Regions from separate parts of the Mus musculus genome. Here region 2 is linked to region 1. A link is a loop called in an ENCODE intact Hi-C map of the cell type or tissue named here. Cell type or tissue: left cerebral cortex. All regions are shown on one strand. Each heading gives the region's core, and the rest is flanking DNA. Links, peaks and the distances in the headings are about the cores only.

Evidence for each region. Peaks named below come from ENCODE experiments on the same cell type or tissue, not always from the same donor. Only the 100,000 strongest peaks of a DNase experiment are listed, where the experiment ranks them.
Region 2: a loop joins it to region 1, with 3 times the contacts of the local background. A loop is called at or near these places in 4 of 42 quality-filtered maps.

Annotation. Positions count from the first base shown.
Region 1 is chr5:137,502,957-137,505,757 of GRCm38, reverse strand. No RefSeq gene overlaps it. Among named protein-coding and RNA genes, the nearest start is that of Pop7, 1.9 kb to the right of the region's middle. In left cerebral cortex, for the core only: CTCF peaks have their summits at 1,575 and 2,740; no DNase peak of the experiment used is centred there; H3K4me3 peaks cover 272 bases; H3K27ac peaks cover 311 bases.
Region 2 is chr5:137,283,863-137,286,663 of GRCm38, reverse strand. The region is part of intron 1 of Gm42456 (a long non-coding RNA gene); the gene reads left to right. Among named protein-coding and RNA genes, the nearest start is that of Ache, 3.0 kb to the left of the region's middle. In left cerebral cortex, for the core only: a CTCF peak has its summit at 1,430 (motif pointing right); a DNase peak (open chromatin) is centred at 1,444; H3K27ac peaks cover 18 bases.

The sequences.
Region 1 (2,801 bases), core at 296-2,795:
TTCTTTCTTTCCTCCCTCCCTCCCTCCCTCTCTCCCTCCCTCCCTCCCTCCCTCCCTCCCTCCCTCCCTCCCTCCCTCCCTCCCTCCTTTCCTCCCTCCCTCCCTCCCTTCCTTCCTCTCTTCCTTCCTTCCTTTCTTCTATTCTTTTCTTTCTTTTTCTGGACAGGGTTTCTCTGTGTAGCCCTGCCTGTCCTGAAACTCACTCTGTAGACCAGGCTGGAACTCAGAGACCTGCCTGCCTCTGCCTCTGGTGTGCTGGCATTACAGGTGTGCATCACTGCCACTAGCAGGGTTGTTTATTTCCTGTCTTTGCTCATTGGGATGTGTGTGTGTGTTTGCTTTTATGAAACATGTTCCTGTTACCTAAGCCTTCAAACTGCAGAGATCTGGGTTTTGCAGGCACCATGCCACTTGGGTAAACTCTTCAGTTCCCAGTTTTTACATAGTCTAGATACAAATCTTTTATTAAATATATGATGAAAAGAAAATATATTCTCCCATACCATGCTTCTTTTACCATCTCCTCCTTTATAATTTGTGTTATTATCATTATTACTATTATTATCATATGTGCACGTGTGAATGGTGTATGTTGGGCGAGAGCATATCTGTGCCAGCCACATCACCATTTGGAGGTCAGAGTACTACTGTGGTGTCGGGTCTCTCCCGTCTTTACGTAGGTCCTGCGGTTCATCAGGCTCAGGTCATTAGGCTTGGATAGAATGCACTTCACCCGCTGAGTCATCTCTCCAGCCCTTCTCTCTATAGACAGGTCTCAGACCTAAGCTGGCCTCAGACTTGCTATATAGCCCAGGATGGGACTAGGCCTCCTGCCCTCTACCTCCTGCATGCCTGGACCAAGCGTGCACCACCACACCCAGCTTTGTGCATCCTGTTTTCATATTATTTTGGTTGTTCATAAAAGTTTTCTTTTTGAGACAGGGTCTCACATTGCAGTCTGGAGCGCTCTAGCTTAACCTGGCCTCGAGGCCATGACAATCCTCCTGCCGCAGTCTCCTAAGTGCTTGTATTACAGGGTGAGTCATCGTGCCCAGCTTTAAAGGTTTCTAAATTTTATTTTTAAATTTATTTATTTTGAGTGTGTTTGGGGAGTATATGAGCATGGACATACACTCATAGGAAAGCTTTTGGGAGTGGACTTTTTTCTTCTATTATGGTGGGTCCCAGGGCCCCACCTCAGGTTCTTGGGTTTCACAGTGGGTAGCCTTACCTTAGACCCTCCACCCTTGAAATTTTGATGAACAACAGCTTATCTGTCTTCCCCACCCCACCTCGACCCTGTCTCTGGACTGGTTGCCTGACTAGCCTCTTGAAGAATCCCCTTACATTTTCTCCATTTGTTTTATAGTTAACAGTTTCATATTCAGAGCCACTGGCCACGCTATGGTCTTAAGGCCCTCCCCCACCCTCGGGTCTGTTTCAGAAGCACTCGATACACAGTCCTTTTGCATTGTGCTATGTTTGCATTTCTGTCAAGACAATGAGTTGGCCGGAGCTATAACTCAAATGGTAGCAAGTACACTGCATGAATCAGCTATGCTGGCCCACACCTGTAATTCCCACACTTGGCAGCGGGAGGCAGTTGAGCCAACCTTCAAGGGCACGCTCACTGAGTTTGATGCCAGCCTGGCTGTGAGGCCCTTTCTCCAATGGCTTGGTGTACTTGAGTGTTTCTGAGTTCTCTATTTTATTGATTTTTGTATATATACACCTGCCAACAGCACACTTTTCTTAATGACCGTATTTGCATGGTAAGTCTTAAGGGGCTGGCAAGATGGATCAGTGTGTGAGCTGTGAAGTCCTTGCTGTGTGAGCCTTTGCTCCTCAGAACCAATATAAAGGTTGAGGAATCGACTTCACAACGTGTATGGTCCCTGCACTGCATACACACAATAGCCATAGCTTTAAAAGTAAATATATATTTTTAAATTTTTATATATGTGCCTGTGTGTGTCTGGGCACACACACAGGCCAGAGGAGGGTGTCAGGTCTCCTGAAGCTGGACTTAACATTCAACATGGGTACCGGGAACAAACTCGAGTCCTCTTCAAGAGAGTCATCTTGAAGAGCAGAAAGTGCTCGTAATTGCTAAGACAGTTGAGTCCAACAACGTTACAAAATCATTTTATTCAGTCTATTTATTTGCCATAAGTTTTAGGATAAGTTTATTAAAATGGTGCAGTCGTGCACACCTAAAACATTAGCGCTGGGGAGGCCAAGGCAGGAGCATGAGTTCTAGGCTAGCCTGAGCTACATCGTTAAACCCTATCCCCACCCCCACCCCCCAAAAAAAGATTTTTTGGTTTATATGTGCAACTCTTCCTGAGACTCCTCTAAATGTTCATTAAATATATAGATCAGCTCGGAGTAAACTGAGGTCTAGCATGTCAAACCTTCCATTTTAACCTAAATCCTAGAAGTTAGGGATGTATCTCAGTTGAGTGAGTCCCTGCGGTTATAACCCTGGCACTCACAAGGTGGAGGCAGGGGGATCAGAAGTTCAAGGTTGGCTATATAGCAGAGTGCACACTTCCCTTTCCAGCCTTCAGTCAGATTCAGCCTAGGTAAGTGGCCTGGAGATGTATCTAGGACGAAGCCCCAAAGCAGGCTTCACGCCTTTCTGCAGGGAACGGTCCAAATGCTTTACCATTGCGGGCAGAGATCCAGATTCCCACTAACTTTCAGGGGCTAGGAACCCAAGCACTGCAGTTCCTGTCCCTTCCGCCAGGGAGCGGCCGGTCATGGCTTGCCGGTCGCGGGAAGCAGCTCGAGTGCGGCGG
Region 2 (2,801 bases), core at 162-2,661, 220 kb after region 1:
GCCAGTCCTGCCCAGTCTTGAAGCTCAGCGCCTTTAGCCTATAAACAGGGTCCAGTTAGTGACAGTATCTTGTTCCTTATCCAGTTGTTCCAAAAACAGGTGATGCTGGGCAATTTATCTCTTGACCTTTGTAACTATGAGTTTGTCTCACTGAAAGAAAGATCCTGGGACAAGAATAAACTGTCGATGGGCCTCAGGTTTACCATAAATCCATAATAGCTTAGACAGCTTAGTAAGCAAAAGGGCAGGAAGAGGTTTGTAAGATGATCCAGTCAACCAAGACGTTTGTCGCCGAACATACTTAGGACCCACGTGGTGGAAGGAGAGAACCAACTCCCTGAAATGTGTCCTCTGACCTCGGGATGTACCCTACCCTCCATAAATAAGTGCAAGAAGTGGAGGAGGAGAAAGAGGAGGGCGAGGAAGAGGAGGGGGAAGAGGAGGGAGAGGGAGAGGGAGAGGAGGAAGAAGAAACAACTCTGAAGACAGCCATGTGAGATTACACTTGACATCAAGTATCAGTTGCTTTTAAGGAACCTGGTGCTACCTTTCACAGTATCCTGCTTTACCATCTTCAGAAAGTGACTTCCAACAACATACGGTGTAACAAGGCTCCTGGAGTGTCAGCCATCAGTCACATCTGCACCCTCCAAGACAGGATAAATGATGTTCTTGCTCTGTTTAAGGCCATTTCCTGGAAACTGACACACAACTCTTGAGTTTCCATCCTACTGGCCAAGGTGTATTTCTAAGGTGTTGTTTGCTATGAATGCGGTCCAAAAAGGTTGTCTGTGTTTTGATGTCTGGACTGATCTAAAATTTGACTGTATATATATATTTTTTAAAGATTTATTTATTATTATATCTAAGTACACTGTAGCTGGCTTCAGATGCACCAGAAGAGGGCGTCAGATCTCATTATGGGTGGTTGTGAGCCACCATGTGGTTGCTAGGATTTGAACTCAGGACCTCTGGAAGAGCAGTCAGTGCTCTTACCCGCTGAGCCATCTCTCCAGCCCAAATTTGACTGTATTTAAAACATTTTAATTGCATTTGATAGATTTATCTTTTGTGAATATGTGTAGAGGTCAGAAGACAATTTGTGGAAATCAACTCCCTCTATCACATGGGTCCACAGATCTCGGTAGCAAGCCCCTTTACCCACTAAGCCTTCTTGTCTTTCCCTTGGCTGTTTTAATGATAGGAACAAGGAAGACTGGATCCTAAAGAACATTACCAATTTGCTAAATGCTAAATGACACCTTCCTTTGTTTTTGTCATCGCAGCTCTTAAACACATCCAAATCTTCGGATTCCAAAGATGCCCTCATTTCTTTCACAAAACCCGCATCCCAAGTGCTCCCTTCCCCTAACTGGTGCTCTAGAATTTGCATGAGTTCTCATGCCATGCCTGAGTTGTCCACTGGAGGGCGCTGTTTGAGATATGGGATCCTGTTGAAGGAGAAACATTCATAATGTCTACTAGAGGGCACTGCTTGGGACTTTAAAGGCCATTAGAGAAGGCGCATCTAGAGTGGAAGTCTTTGAGGGCACTGTGAAGTGGGAGAGGTGTAGGACAAGGGGTCCTAAACAGGGAATTTCTGCTCTGGGTACTGGTTCCTGACCTAGGTTCTTCCAGTGCAGGACCAGAGGGCTCGGTTCTGGTCAGCTTAATCTTAGGTTTGTTCGACTGGGTCTCTGAAATAGCCATTGAGTGACTCCACTGAATCTAGGTTGTAGCTCTTCAAGAGTGGGGAACCCGAGGCTAGGCAAAGCACGTTCCTTTTTCTTTTTTTTCTTTTCTTTCTTTCTTTCTTTCTTTCTTTCTTTCTTTCTTTCTTTCTTTCTTTTTTAATATTTATTTATTTGTTATATGTAAGTACACTGTAGCTGTCTTCAGAAGAAGACAGCATCAGAAGAGGGCATCAGATTTTGTTACGGATGGTTGTGAGCCAACTCAGAACCTTTGGAAGAGCAGTCGGTGCTCTTAACCTCTGAGCCATTTCACCAGCCCCACATTCCTTTTCCTGCTCATTGTTTTCTATGTCCCTTACTTAAGATTGTCCTAAAATTCAAGGGTAGGGGCGTGGCTTAGTGGTAGAGCCCCTGCCTAGAATCCCCCAGGGAGGGGCTGGGGGCGTGGCTCAGTGGTAGAGCCTCTGCCTAGAATCCCCCAGTGGGGGGCTGGGGGCGTGGCTCAGTGGTAGAGCTCCTGCCTAGAATCCCCCAGGGAGGGGCTGGGGGCGTGGCTCAGTGGTAGAGCCCCTGCCTAGAATCCCCCAGGGAGGGGCTGGGGGCGTGGCTCAGTGGTAGAGCCCCTGCCTAGAATCCCCCAGGGAGGGACTGGGGGCGTGGCTCAGTGGTAGAGCCCCTGCCTAGAATCACCCAGGGAGGGGCTGGGGGCGTGGCTCAGTGGTAGAGGATGTTGGTTTAGGATGTGGAAAATCCTGGGCTTCTACCCCCGCCCAGCACAGGGGAAGTCAAGGAAGACAATGTCCCATTATTTCAGGAGCAGCCTTAGCCTTGGATTACACTTTTGAAACCTGGATGGCTGAGGGGTACTGCCTTTATAGAACGGTGGGAATATCACTTTGGAATATCTTTTTATCTTAAAATATTACATCTTGATATTTATTTAAAGTCTGTCTCTCTTTCTTTCTCTGTGTGTGTTCACAAGTGTACCATGTCACATGTGTGGTGGTCAGGGGATACGTTTTGGGAGTGGTTTCCCTCTTTCTACCATGTGGGTTCGGGGGGTATGGAACTTGGGTCATCAGGTCTGATGCACCTTTGAGCTATAAC